2 separate regions of the Homo sapiens genome follow, and region 2 is linked to region 1. A link is a contact called in ENCODE Hi-C data. All regions are on one chromosome and are shown on one strand. The core of a region is the stretch at or near the end of the contact, and the rest is flanking DNA. Distances in the headings are between cores, read along the strand shown. Region 1 holds the start of CDK8 (cyclin dependent kinase 8). Region 2 holds the start of WASF3 (WASP family member 3).

Region 1 (7,775 bases), core at 730-3,229:
TAGCTGGGTGTAGTGGCACATGCCTGTAGTCCCAGCTACTCAGGAGGCTGGGGAGGAGAATTGTTTGAGCCCAGGAGTTCAAGGTTGTAGTAAGCTGTGATCGCATCACTGCACTCCAGCCTGGGTGACATAGCCAGACCCTGTCTCAAAATAAAAACACAAAAAGACAAACAAAAAAGGTCTGAGACCTTCAGTGTTCCAGAATAGTGTGTATAATTGGTACAGGAGGTGGGGAAGGGGGACCCGATACAGTGTAGGGGCAAGCTGAGTCCCATGCCTCTTCACAACTTTTCCTCCAGTGTGGTAGTTTGATTTCTCAAGATCCATGAGTAAATATGTGCACAAAAGACACATCCCTCAAAAAATACAAAATACATTGTCTAAGGAAGAATCTTTTAAATCCATATTCAGAAAATGATGTAATTCTTTAAGGATGCAAATGAGCAGTTCTGCTAGAGAGTTACCCAATTTTCATCACTGAATGGAAACAAATAATATGCCATTAATGAAAGCCTACATTTGTTTTGTGCTTTGCACTTTGCAAAGAAAAAATTCTAGGCTCCAAGAACACATTAGTAAATGACAATGCAGGATTCAAACCCAGTATAGTAAAATACTCAATACTTATATAGTATGCTAGGTAAAAACAATTTAATTTTACACAGTGGTGAAGTCACTAATTTTCTCCAAGGAAAATTATATAAGAGAAAGCCCTTTGGAGGCTTTTTCACAAGATGATATCATCATCATCATCATTGGTATATGGATCTTTTTGAGATAAACATGTTTATTCATTCATTAATTTAACAAGTGTTTACTGTGCATCATTATCAAGGCATGACACTAGGTTTTACAGAAGATGCAAATATGACTTCCTATAACAACTTAGGATCTAGCAAGGTAGAGGAAATAAAAGATGAAAGGAATTTGATAAATATCACAGGAAAGGTGGGAAAAAAAGTGTTAAAAAGTTCACATTAAAACTGCAAAGTTCATATTCCCTTTGGGAAGTGGGGAGCTTTAGTGGAAATGGTAACAATTGGAAAACCAAAAATTAAAAATAGACAAGGGGGGTAAGATAAAATGATAGATTAGTATCAAGATACCAGGACTCCTGAAGCAGGACATATTGCTACCTTAAGATTATTAACAAACTAGTTCCCATGGATTTAGATCCTTTCTGTAATCATAGCTAGAAACTGGTGTTCTTATAGGTAGTATCGCAGAAGGCTGTACTGTACTCAATACTTCCTGTATATGGATAGGAAAGGTTTGGATGGTCATCTGTCACAAGAGTAACAATGTTTAGGAGTAGCTTGGACACTGGTCATTGATTCACTTTTATTGGTGCTTGTAATGTCAGTATGTTGACATCATTGTGCAGCCCTTATCAGATTGTGAACACCAAGAGTACCCCAACTGCTGGCCCGCGAGCTGTTTACAAATATCATACCGGCTTTTATCGATGATAGTGGCCTTTAAAATCTGGAGTTCAGAGTGGCACAAAATGTGTTTCTAATGCAAACGACTCTCCTTCCCACGTGCACCTCTTTGATCAAGTTTGTGGCTGAAATCAGACTCTAGTTAGATCGCTGTAAAAATAAAAATAAATTTTCCCCAAATGATTGAAACGAATTTCACCCTAGACTACGAGTCCCATCATGCAACGCTCCCATATTCCCACCGTGTGGGGCGGAGTCGTAGAAGGGGCGGCAGCGGCGGCGGCCTGTGCATTCTGGGTATTGTAGTCTGGGGCCCGGCCACCGCTGGGGCTGGTTCCACGTGGTGCATTTGGCGGCAGCTTTGGGCAGTGGCTCCCCTGCTCCCTCCACACGGTCCTCAGGGTGCCAGCGCCAGCAGGGGCGGCCAGCCACCGCGGGAGCGGGCTAGAGTGTGGCCCGGAGGCAGCCCGAGGCTTCGCGACGTTTTTGCGACAGCCGCGGCCGTGTTCCGCGAGTGCCCTCCCTCCTCCTCTCTTTGAGGAGGTACCGGCTGTTGTGCGGCTCTGCCCTTCTGTTTGAGTGTATGGGAGAGTGAGTGAGTGAGTGAGTGTGAGCGTGTGTGTGAGAGCGTGAGGCGTGAGTGCGCGTGTGAGAGGACGAGAGCCCGCCTGGCCGCCCCGCCGCTCCCGCCGCAGCAGGAGCAGAACGCGCGGCCGGAGAGAGCGGCGGAGCCGGCGCCCAGGGAGCCCGCGGGGACAAGGGCAGAGACACCGCTCCCCACCCCCAGCCCTCGTCCCTCGGCTCTCCTTCGCCGGGGGATCCTCCCCGTTCCTCCACCCCCGGCCGGCCTCTGCCCCGCCGTCCCCCTGGATGTCCCTGGCGCTTTCGCGGGGCCTCCTCCTGCTCTTGCCGCATCAGTCGGGCTGGTGCTGCGGCCGGCGGGCGTAGAGCGGGCGGGTTCCCGGGGGCTGCGGCTGCCCGTGCTTCCCCGGTCCCCACCCCTGCCCCCCGGCCCCCCGACCCAGCTCTCCGGCCTCAGAGGCTGTGACAATGGACTATGACTTTAAAGTGAAGCTGAGCAGCGAGCGGGAGCGGGTCGAGGACCTGTTTGAATACGAGGGCTGCAAAGTTGGCCGAGGCACTTATGGTCACGTCTACAAAGCCAAGAGGAAAGATGGGTGAGTGTGTGTGTCTGGGCCGGTGTCCGCGCTGGGCGGCGCTCCCGCAGGCCGAGGCAGGTAGCCCGGAGGGAGAGCGGGCCGCCGGGGTGCCGGGCTCTGACTTCCTCGACGCCGGCCTCTGGCTCCGCCAGCCAGGTTTGGGGAGGAAGTGGTGTACGAGGGATCCAAACCCACGAGAAATCCTGCGTGCCGCGTCTGTGTTCTGCTCTGGTGGTAAGAGGCAAGATGAGCCTCTGCACCGTGGGCTGTATACTTTTCAAGGATTTCAAAGCTGATTCATGAAAAAATTCGTTCTAAAACGCCGGGTTAAATGTTTTTTGTTTTTTTTTTTCCTTGGTCGATTTATTATGGTAACCTTCTGGGGATTTCCTCACCCGCCTCTGGAGTGTCATCCATCGGTCTAGAAGGAAGGCTGTGATCCTTTCCCCCACCAGTTTGTGATCGATTTTTTATCAAATTTGTATTTTATTTGAGGAAAGGAAGGCAGCGAGTGAATGTGGTTCTGGAGAGAGTTCCCCATAGTGATCATCTGCAACATAAATGTTGCAATTGCTATTTAGATATTATTAGCTGTGAATTTTTACATAGAACAATGGGGGTTTGGTGCAGGGTGGGTGGTGGGGAAGAAGGCAAGTGACATAGGGACTATCTCGTTCAGGCGGTTTCCCCCAAATTTAGCGGCTGGCAGTGAACTTTAAATAATCCCTTTGCTTTAAATATTCTTCCCTAGTAACAACTTAATTAAACCTATGACTGGTAATGCTTCCAATTTAGTTTCTTAACAGGCAAGTGAATTGTTCATTTTTTCTCTTTGTCAGTAGATGAATGTCTTGTAATATTGACAAAAGAGAAGGCAATTCTTAGTTGGGGGGAAAATATATTTTATTAACTCCATGTTTTCTTGTAAAATGGATGTTGTCTCTGTTGCCTTTGACAGAATAGAAAATTATTGAAAAGTCAAAGCTTATTATATAATCCTTGGATTTTATTAGAAACGAAGTAGCTTTACTTGAGCATCCCAGTTTAGTCACCTGCTGTATGATGTTTAATCACTTAAAATTTCCAATTAGGTAGGAGAGTATGTTCAGACTACATTAGCACGAAAAAAAAATTCATAAAGCTGAAGTTCCCTACTGTGGGGTAGGGGGGCGCATATTTACAAATACTTTAGTATTCTGGATGTTGGAAAGGAAAGTGTATATTTATTGGACATTTTTCTTAGATTTACTGAAATGTCTTTCTAAAAGTATTTACAATGGACTCTACGAGGAAGATAGGAGTTCTAATTAATTTAGAATGTGTATTTTAGTGCTTTTATGCAACAGTAAAGTGGAACAGATCGGCAGAAGGTAGGGATTTGGATTTGAAAACTTGATATTCTGGGCGCCGCACGTATTTAAAAGTACTTTTTAGCGGAATGGATAGTCTGGTGACACTGGAGAAATCAGCGTCTGGAGATATTGCTGACTCTGTTGTTGTCTAATTAGACTTATTGTTGAAGTTTTACTCTGTAATGACATATATTTTTAAAATTATGTTTGTTAACTCACCATACAATATTTCTCAAAAGCTTTAAACCATCTCCCCTTCCCCCAGTATTATGTAATTTTGGGCATATTCATAAAATCCCCAATCCCATGAGATTAGACATTACAGTACATTTGACCAAACTGACATGTTATATAAAATTCTAGCGCCTTTGCATTATTTTTAATCTGTGTGAGAGAAGCCGGTTCTGTTTTCATAAATTACCAATTTAAGCTAATAAAATATGCATATTTGTTTTAACGTTGTACATTTTATTAGAAAACTAATACTGTGTATTGGCAGGGGGTACTTAAGCACATTTTATATCTCTATGGTCAGGTTTTAATTTAGGCCGTTAAGAATAATTTGAAAGAATAATTTCAATATCTTTGAATTTAAAGATAGTTGAAGGTATAATGTATGGACATTCTTAGTCATCTGTGACAGCTGAAAAGTAACATTGCATTTTGGAAAAAAGAACTTATTATTTGTAATCCTTGGAGTTTGTTTTCCATCAGTCTTTAATGATTCTCTTTATGTGATGAACTTCTATTTTTAATGGATCAAATGTCAAGAGAGTTTTAAAATTACTATCTTTTAGAGATAGTTTTAGAGAGTTTTAAAATTACAGGGATTTTTTTCGGTTTGACTTCTCTTTGTAACCTCACTCTGGTAAAGTATCGCATAGTATTTATGAGGTTCTTTTGATCTTATGTCAGTGAAATGTAATTTAATGCATTTTAGTCCTGGTAAAATAAAATTTGTGGCTGTTTAATCTTTCATAATAAGATGATGATCAAATAATTTGTTTCTAGTATTGATTTACTTTCAAATTACATTATATATTCTGCAGCTGAGATTTGTTCTCTAGGAACTCAGACAGTAACACCTTTAAGGAGAACCTGAGATTTTCTATAAAAGGAAGTAACGCAAATAAGCTTGGTTTAGACATATTTGACTATTGAAATGAATGTATGTAAACGTTGTATCCTTTCAGTTGCCCAGTGAGCATAGAACATGAATAATTGGTAAAATAATTTAGACCAGAGAAGTTAGCTGCTTAAATTATTAAGTTTTAGGAAATAAAATAGCTTCAAAGATTCATTTCTTTGACTTACTTGAGGCATGATTGCATAGTAGGGAAAAGGGACCTTTTATAACTTTGTTAATTTCACATTATAATAGAGTTTAAAGAAATGCACAATAAATCTTGGGATTAATTTGTTCTCACTCGTGTCGCCGTAAATGAGATAGTGTCCTTTGTGTCTGAACACTTAAAGAGTACTCAGTGGGAAGCAGGGGGGTTCATTTTCTTTCTGAGTTGATTGTATCTCCTCTTTGCAGAGTTTAGGCAACCAAACTAATTTTGTTTTAAAGAGTAAGAGAGCGTTAGAAGACAGAAAACAATTTGTGTTTTTAAATTCTAGACTTCAATATTTGCACTGAATGTTTGGATAATTTAAAATATCAATTTGGGATAAGAGGTTTTTCTTCAAAAAAGAAAAACAAAAGGCATTTTCTTAGCAGGGTTTTTAATCTGTTATAATCTATGTTCCAAAGAATAGATAATTATGAGTGAGGAATGAGTGTGTGTTTGTGTGTGTGTGTGTGTGTGTGTGTGTGAGAGAGAGAGAGATACTGCCAACTTTCTTTGGGGCACATTTGTTGAGAGCCCAGAGATTAGTAAGTAGGCAGTGATAATGGCAATAATAGCTAAATTACTGAGTAATTAAGTTTCAGGTCCTGGGCAAAGCACTTTACATTCATCATCTAGTTAGTCCTCACAAGAAGTATATCAAGTCAATTCTGTTATTTTTCAGTTTTCCAGTTGAGGAAACTGAGGCTTAGAAAGGTTAAGCAAATTTACCCATGAGTACACAGCTAATTAAATGTCAGCTAAGATTAGAGGATTAGGCGCAGGTTTTTCACTCCAGAGCCCATGCTCTTAACCATTATGCTTCCTATAATTAATATATTGAATAAGTAAAAAAATAGTTATGGAGTTTGATTTCTAGTGGGTTATTCAAAAACATAAATACCTTGTAGAACTATTAATATTTGCTTCAATAAACTGGTGTACTTTCTGGGTATATTGCTGAAGCACCCTTTTTTTCAAGTGCTATAAAACTGTTTATGTAGATATATGGGTGTGTCTGTACGTATATACACAAACATACTTGTGTATCTAGAGGGGTGTGTGTGTGTGTGTGTGTGTAGGACTAAACTCTAATGAAAGCCATGTGGAAGCACTTCATCTAGTGGAAAGAACTCTAGATGAGCGATCCTGGAAACCTGAATTTGAATTCAGACTGTGCTTCTGATAGCAGTATGACCTTGGGCAAGTCATTTGCCCTTATAGCTCTTAGTAGGGGGGTTTCAGCATATAATTTTTAGGGTCTTTTCTAGTATTATGATTTGAGGAAGTAAAAATTATGAACATAAAATGTAATATTTTTTGCAAGATTAGGCAAACAACCACTAAAAAATTTTACTTTAGATGATGGTGCATTTCCATATTTTTTAGTCTCATGCTTTAACGTTGGTTCTCATCAACTGCCAAAAAGCTTGGTAACTCCCAAAGACCTATCAGTTACTTAACCCAACATGTCTTACGCTACCTTGCCATTCCTCTGTATTTATCTCTTAAGATATTGAGGATTTATGGACTAGTGCCTGTTCCCACTCCCTTGAACCATTCAGTTGGTGGGCAGCACAAAGGAACTCTTCTGATTCAACCTGCATTGGAGCATCCCATTACCTTTTTCCCCTTCTGAATATGGCTGAATGCTGTATCTAAGTTCATTTTGATTTAAATATTTCTTTAGATGTCAGAAATGCCAAATACAATATGTAATTTCTATCACTGGAATAGTCATGTATACAATAAAGAGTATTCCTTATAACCTTCTAAAAATGTGACAGAAGAGGACAGTTAGTCCCCTGTGTCTGCAGGTCCTGCATCTGTAGATTCAAGCAACTGTGGTTCAAAAATTTTCGAGGGGGTAGGGGGAAGGATAGTTGCATCTCTACTGAGCATGTACAGATTTTTTTTCTTGTCATTATTTCCTTAAAAAATAGAGTATAACAACTGTTTACATAGCATTTACATTTTATTAGGTATTATAAGTAATCTAGAGATGATTTAAAGTGTGTGGGAGGATATGCGTAGGTTATATGCAAATAGGACACCATTTTATATTAGAAACTTGAGCATCTGTGGATTTTGGGGGACGGTCCTGGAACGCACCCCTTGTGGATACTGAGGGATGACTGTATTTGCTGTGTACTTCTTATTTCCATGTGGTTGAAGTTACCTACCTTAGATATCAGTGCATTCAGATCCGCTATTTAGGCCACGTTGAGATTTCATGCTTAAATTTCATTTTTTTAGTAGCAATACTGGAAAATCAATTCATTTGGGATTTGTTCATGTGAGTTATTACTTTTACTGTGTCTTTGAACATTTGAAGAAGTCAATTACTCATTCATTCAACAAGTATTTATTGGACCCTTCTATGTGCCAAGCACTGTCCAAGGTATTGGGAATGCAAAGACGAATGAAGTATTCCATTATTTGGGGAGATAACTACTGGGGAAACAAACATGTAAATGTTGCAATTCAATA
Region 2 (7,038 bases), core at 4,418-6,917, 300 kb after region 1:
AGGCAGGGATAGATTTGAGGGAAGTATTGGCCATGTGCTTCTCAGAATATTGTGCACACATTACTCTGCTGTTTCACTTAGCAAGAATAGCAACTTCTAGGGCTCTCCATGTTCATTGGAAAAACAGCTTGTCTGTGAAAATATCAGTGAGTCTTGGCTGGGTTACCTTGGGGGAAAAAGACAATTTCTCTGGGCCTTATCTATAAAATGGGCAACAGACCACATATCCAATAGATGTTATGAAGGTTAAATACAACAAATACAGCATACTGCACATAGAGCATTCTCAACAAATGTTTGTTATTTTTACCTTCTCATAATTTTCCTCACCTCAAAATAAAGTTAATATCAATATACTGCCTTGCTCTGATGAGATAATTGGGTTAATATTAAAATTTAAGATATAGCCATGTTTCCAGCAAATATTTTATTCTTTGAGACGTAGATATGGATATGTATGTATTTATTTCACTCTATGTCAAGATGAAAATAAATACTATCCTTCAGAAGAAAGCTCGGGTAAGTGAAGTATGTTTATAAAGATTTATATATGGAGCTAAATTAATTCTTGAGAACTGAGGTATTTGTAGTCATTATTTTACTTCATTCTGAGAACAAGTACAAATGAGCATGTCAAAAATGACAGTTATTATGCTTTTAAAATTTGATTTCTTACATATTCTAATTATATTCTTTTAATTAGTAACCACTCTTTGTTCTTTCTCTTCCGCAAAGTGAGATTGAACTCAGTTCCTAATGCAAAGCAGTTTGTAATTTTTATGTAAGATGACATGTTATTAAGTAAAAAGAATGACAATTGTTTTTCCACTAAAGACTTAGTGATGACAAAAGAGAATTAAGCAAATCACTGAGGGAATACCTAATTTATTAAGTGTCTTGAGAAAGTCACTGTGTCATCACTATCAGATTCAAATTAAGAGGATGCCTAAGCTGCCTACATTTTGACTTTAGAAATATATCCAAGATTTTGACCAGGCAAAGAACAAAGATGGCACAATTCAAGAGGTTTTAAAAATAGTTGTGAAGCATATTCTTATTAGGAATATGCTTGAGAGCTGTTCAGTTATCGTAATGCTAGACAGCTGCATCTCACTGCCCTGTGGGCCCCGGACTGGCTTCACTACACGCTGCATGCACGGGATTTCACAGAACACTGACAGTCACTTGCATCACCAGTATTCTCTTGACCACAATACCTTGTCACCAGTTTCCCTGCTGCTAGATTTTATTTTACTGTACTTCAGTATAATACCAGCATCGTATACCAGGTTGGTCAAATATTTACAGAGAAAAAGTTGGGAGGGGGTAGTAACGGAGTCTGGAGGAGTTACAGGTATCGAGTCTCCACGGTTCCATTTTATAGGCTATGCACGGCTCTGCTTGTACACTAGAATGATCCAGACATTTTTATTTTGGAGATATATGCTGAAGTATTTAAGGTAGAGTATCTTGGTGTTTGCAATTTGTCTACAAGTGGTTCAGCTAAAAAATAATGGAGAGGCCGGGCACGGTGGCTCACGCCTGTAATCCTAGCACTTTGGGAGGCCGAGGCGGGCGGATCATGAGGTCAGGAGATCGAGACCATCCTGGCTAACACAGTGAAACGCCGTCTCTAATAAAAATACAAAAAATTAGCCAGTTGTGGTGGCGGGCGCCTGTAGTCCCAGCTACTTGGGAGGCTGAGGCAGGAGAATGGTGTGAACCCAGGAGGCGGAGCTTGCAGTGAGCCGAGATCACGCCACTGCACTCCAGCCTGGGCGACAGAGCGAGACTCCATCTCAAAAAAAAAAAAAAATTATGGAGAGACAGAGAGAGAGACTGATGGAGCAAATGTGGCCTTGTGTAATTGGATAAAGGTATATGGGTGTTCCTTCTACCATTCTTTCAATTTTTCTTTACATTGGAAAAATTTTAATATAAAAAGTCAGGAAAACCTCCCCAAAACTTTTTCTTTTCTTTTCTTTTCCTTTCCTTTCCTTCCCTTCCTTCCTTCTTTCTCTTTCTTTCCTTCCTTCCTTCCTTCCTTCCTTCCTTCCTTCCTTCCTTCCTTCCTTCCTTCCTTCTTTCTTTCTTTCTTTCTTTCTTTCTTTCTTTCTTTCTTTCTTTCTTTGACAGAGTCTTACTCTGTCACACAGGCTGGATTGCAATGGTGTGAGCACAGCTCACTGCAGCCTCCAACTCCTAGGCTGAAGCGACACTCCTGCCTTAGCCTCCTTCTGAGTGGCTGGGACTACAGGCATATGCCACCACTCTTGGCTAATTCTTTTAGTTTTTGCAAAGATGGGAATCTCACTATATTGCCCAGGCTGGTCTCAAATTCCTGACCTCAAGCAAGTCTCCTGCCTTGGCCTCCGAAAGTGCTGGGATTACAGGTGTGAGCCACTGCACATAGCCCAAAAACTTCTTAAAAGGTACAATGATAAAGAACTTTTAAAAAAGATTTACCAATAGTTGAAGGACAATAGAATTTGTGACTGCAATAAAGGTCCATAAATACAGCAAAGGTGACCTTGCTTAAAAAATTTTAAGAAACGAAACTTTCTTTTTATTCTGTTAACTATGGTTCCTACTGCCTTTTCCAGAATGAATATACTTAGAATCATACAGTCTGTAGCCTTCTCAGACTGACTTTTCTCATTTAGCTATATGCATTTAAGTTTCCTCCATGTCTTTGTATGGCTTGATAGCTCATTTCTTTTTATCATGAAATAACATTCAATTGTATGGATGTACTGCAATTTGTTTATTCATTCACCTTGTGAGGGACATCTTTGATTCTTCCAGGGTCTCGTGATTATGAATAAACATTCGGGTACAAGTTTTTGTGTGGGCATGTTTTCAGCACAATTGGGTAAATACCTAGGAGTGTGATGGCTGGACTGAATTGTGAGACTATGCTTAGCTTTGTGAGAAACTGCCAGACTGTCTTCCAAAGTGGTCGTACCATTTTGCATTCCCATCGGCAATGGATGGGCATTCCTGTTGTTTTGTATCCTTGCCAGTATTTGGTATCCTTAGGTTTTTTGTTGTTGTTGCCGTTAGCTTTTTTATTTTAGCCATCCTAGTAGGTATGTCATAGTATTTCATTTTTGTTTTAATTTGCAATTCCTTAATGACACATGATATTGAGCATGTTTATTTGCCATCTGTGTATTGTCAACTCCACTTTAGGGAGGTGTCTGTTTAGATCTTTTGCTCACTTGAAAATTGGATTGTTTTTTAATTGACACCTGAGTGGCCTTTTTAAAAAAGTGGGTCTTATGAATAAATAGAGTGAGGGCTCAATCATGAATTCATTTATTCAGCAACTACATCAGGTACTGCCACTCTCATACCCAAGGTCTGCATTCCTCTTTTCCATTACTAACAAAACTCTAATATTCCTCCAGCCAATGCCCCAACTTTAAATACTTAGCATTTCAGACTCCTTTGCAGCTAAAGGTGGTCATGTGACATGTGGCTGGCCAATAAAATGCAAGCAGAAGGTGCTGGGTAAAGCTTCCCAGGAAGATGCAGACCCAACTGGGCATGCACCTCTTTGATCTTTTGCCCTTTACCCATCCCCCTACCATTTTCCTCAATGTGATGCAATGCTTACAAGGGAAGCAGGCATCCTGTGAGGATGAAGACAGAGATCACATGACAAGGATAGCAGAGACAATGGCTAGAAAGAGCCTGAGACACAACGACACCATAGAAGAGATATTACAGAAGCCCTGTGGCTGTCTCCAGGTTTCTGGTTTTGTGATAAGAAGCACTCCTATTTAGTAGGCACTTTTAGTCAAGATTCTGTTACAGGTCACCAATTCACTCCCTGATGCAGCAACATTTTATTAAGGATGAGGCACTTATTAGCGGTGGGCTCTAATCCTCTAACAAGACTGCTCTAAGCAGTTTTTATTTAAAGGACTGGTTCACACAAGACCATATTTGAAATAATTTATTTGTACCATGAACCACAACACTAGGAATAGAATCATATTTACCACATGCTCAGCACTGTACTAGGCATTATAAAAGGAGGAAAGAGGACTGTAAAATAAGGGCCTTATCCTCATGGAACTGATGATCTAATTAGAGAGGTAAGACTGACCTATATGAAACAAACCTGAACACTTTGGGATGATGTGTTTAAGGGCTAACAGTGAGTGCAAACTAAGTGTAGCAGCGGTTTATAAGGCTGGGGTCACCGAAGAGGGAAGCAGCCAGGGAAATATGATTAGCAACCTTGAAAACACTCTGGGTATCTATACTTTCATATTTTTGAGTTCTAAATTAATGACCTAAACATAGACATGGAAGCCATTCCCCTGGGTAAGTGAAGATGAAATGAAGGAAAGTCATTTTAATTTGAATGCCAATTTAGCTTTCAATTCAGCAGACATTTGTCACTCTAGTATCAATATTTAAAATACTGGGTCACTGTAATTATTCACCAAAATCCTGTTTACCTTGTTAATTACCAGCAATTTTTTAAAATGATGGCACTTTATGGAAACTGAATATACGTCATCTTTAAAAAGAGCTTTTAAAATCCCTCCTTTGGAAGTAATGCAGGTTAATAGATTAGACATTTTATGAAGAGGGCTGCATGATTTTTCTACTGCATTTCTGGTGTTGCAAACTTTGGTGAAATTATTAACTGCTATTCATTTTTTCCAACTTTTAGTTGTCTCTAGCTAGATGTTGATCATTATTACACATCTGTAAAGAAAAGAGCAAACCAACTTGAATTAGTGTTTCTTGAACTATTCATTAGAATTTAAAATTTTTTCCTAAAAGTTTTTCAATTTAGTGATCCTATTGGTAAATAAAAAGAATAAAGGCATGCAAATTAAAATAAAGGTAACATTTCTATTAGATGTTTTTAAACCCCTTTCCTTTGTGACCTAGCTTTTCTATCTTGGCTTTTCTATCTTTTCTTCTCTTCCTTTCCTTTCCTCCTTTCTTTTTCTTAAGTTTGTTTATGCCTCAGTCATCTGGTCGCACGTGGCTATGTTCCACTGTGGCAGGGCTTAGCTGGCAGTTTCAGGGATATCTTAGTTTTAATAAGTATTGTGGATTTCCTCACATCTAGGGTGGAGAGAGATTGGTTATAGGGTGATAAAAACAGAAGAATCTGTGTTGAAGGAGATGGGAAGATTTTAAGAATGCTAACGAATTTGAGCAGGGCATAAAACCAACCCATGAACAGGGCTACAGTCCTCTCAGGGTTGCCTGAAGCCTCAGCCCTGGAGGACGTCTGACACCTTACAGGTAGAGGACCTCTGTGCAGGAGCCCTCAACACCCAGGGAGGATTAGGATATAAGCGCAAACTCAAAGGTACTGTAATGGGCACCTAGCAATCAGAGGTGATACAAGGGTCTCTTGGCCCGAAGTATCCCCACCTCTCCTCGCTGGAAAGGACGCTGCCTAAGCCTCATCCCGAGCTGGGGGCGGAGGACCAAGGGTGAGAGCCACCGCCTCCGCAATCCCCCGCCCCTCGGCACCGTCGCTCAGCGCGCTCGCCGGCTCCCTATTGGCCGAGGCACTCGCCAATCCTGGTGAAGCGGCCCCGTGAGTTGGCCCTGGTTGGTGGAGCCGGCACTGAGCCCCCCTCCTGCTCCGGCCGAGCCCCCCCGCCGGGAGGGGGCGTGGCCGCGGCCGTGGACGGGCCGGAGGCGGCGTCGCTCGCGCCGCTGCGTGCGGTGTGGTGCGAGGCGGGTGCGCCGGGCGGCCGCGGCGCGGCGGGACCATGGAGCTCAGAGCGCAGCCCCGGCGCCGGCGGCGGGACCGCGGACCGGTGAGTGAGGGCTGCGGTCGCCCCGGCTCTCCGCTGTAGGCTGCTGTGGCCCTCTCGGCTCCGGGCCGGGCGGCTGTCGGGGGAGGGGCGGCCCCACGGCGAACTGAAGTTGCTGCATCGCCGCGCGCTCCGGCCGGGCGGCGGGGCCCACTGCGGGCTGCGGCGCCGCCTCGCGCCTATCCCTGCAGCCCGGCCGCATTCTCCCGGCCGGCTCCCGCGCTGGCAGGGGCTTCTCGCCGTCACGGCGCGGCCAGGCGGCCCTTCTCTCCCGCGCCTCCGGGCCTCCGGCCCTTTGCCGTCCGGTGCGCGCTCCCTGGACTCGGGACAGCCACCCGCCCTCCCCGCCGTAAGTGGCGCCCGGGCCTCCGCTCGCGCCCCACGCACGACGCCCCGGGCCGCTCCGCGTCCGGGACCTTCGCATCCGTTCAGTGTCTGCGCGCCCTCGCTGGTTCTGGTCCAGCTCCGCGTGCCCCCCGGCCCCATTCGGCCCTCGCCGCCCTGGCCTGTGCCCTCTTGGTGCCCGCGTGCGTGTTGGTTGCGGGCGTCCTCTCCCTCGAGGCTGCGGTGCCGCGTGGCTCCCGGCCTCGGAGACCAGGCCGGACTCTTGGAGTGCAGGGGAGGAGGTGGGGCGGCCCGCGAGTGCGGGGGACCGCGCGCACGGAGCCGCGGCGCGCGGGGTATCATCCCCGGGGGTCTTTACCCGCGCGCCTGGGCTTTAGCGAGGGCAGAAGCTTCCTCTCAGTTTGTGGTGCTGACGTGCAATGGCGATTGCTTCTTGATTTGGCCCCTCTGCAAGGGAGAGTTCCCTGGTGGAGACGAGAGTTCTTAATTATTCAGAAACTATGTGATGGGCTTAGGGATCAATGGGAGCATCATAGGAATTCTTTCTCATTTTAAGGTTAATTTTTAAATTAGCGGTTTACTTCCAGCAACAGTCTCGAGTTTTCAAAAACTGAAAATTAAAAAGACTACTTTTCGCAGTTCTTCAAATTAAATGCATAGCAGAACATGGTATTTTAAGATTCAGAGTCTACTTTTTATAAGGGGGAGAGGATAGCTATTTGAAATATTTTGCATCTTAAAAATTAGGTTTATCTAAAGCTTAAAATGCGACTCTATCAAAACTAAGTTCAAAGTATTGTAATTGACTAATCTTTCTATTGTCTCTAGGGCAAATTCTATTGCTTCTTTTTATATGTGCTTTACCCAACTCTCCTTTTCTAGCAGTTAAACA

Evidence for each region. Hi-C counts contacts between places; a loop is a spot of excess contacts on that map. Pooled maps may share reads with other maps.
Region 2: a loop to region 1 is called in a map of ascending aorta, with 5 times the contacts of the local background. The contact joins the promoter of WASF3 here to the promoter of CDK8 in region 1. A Hi-C loop is called at or near these places in 6 of 168 maps with a recorded cell type or tissue (ascending aorta, chondrocyte, dorsolateral prefrontal cortex and 2 more), 1 of 37 single-sample maps with no recorded cell type and 18 of 50 pooled maps.

Annotation. Positions count from the first base shown.
Region 1 is chr13:26,252,150-26,259,924 of GRCh38, forward strand. It overlaps CDK8 (cyclin dependent kinase 8), which reads left to right and starts at 1,980. Exons shown (of 13, transcript NM_001260.3): 1 at 1,980-2,620. The coding sequence starts at 2,493. RefSeq lists a silencer at 1,985-2,584.
Region 2 is chr13:26,552,016-26,559,053 of GRCh38, forward strand. It overlaps WASF3 (WASP family member 3), which reads left to right and starts at 5,668. Exons shown (of 10, transcript NM_006646.6): 1 at 5,668-5,804. RefSeq lists silencers at 5,242-5,301, 5,562-5,771.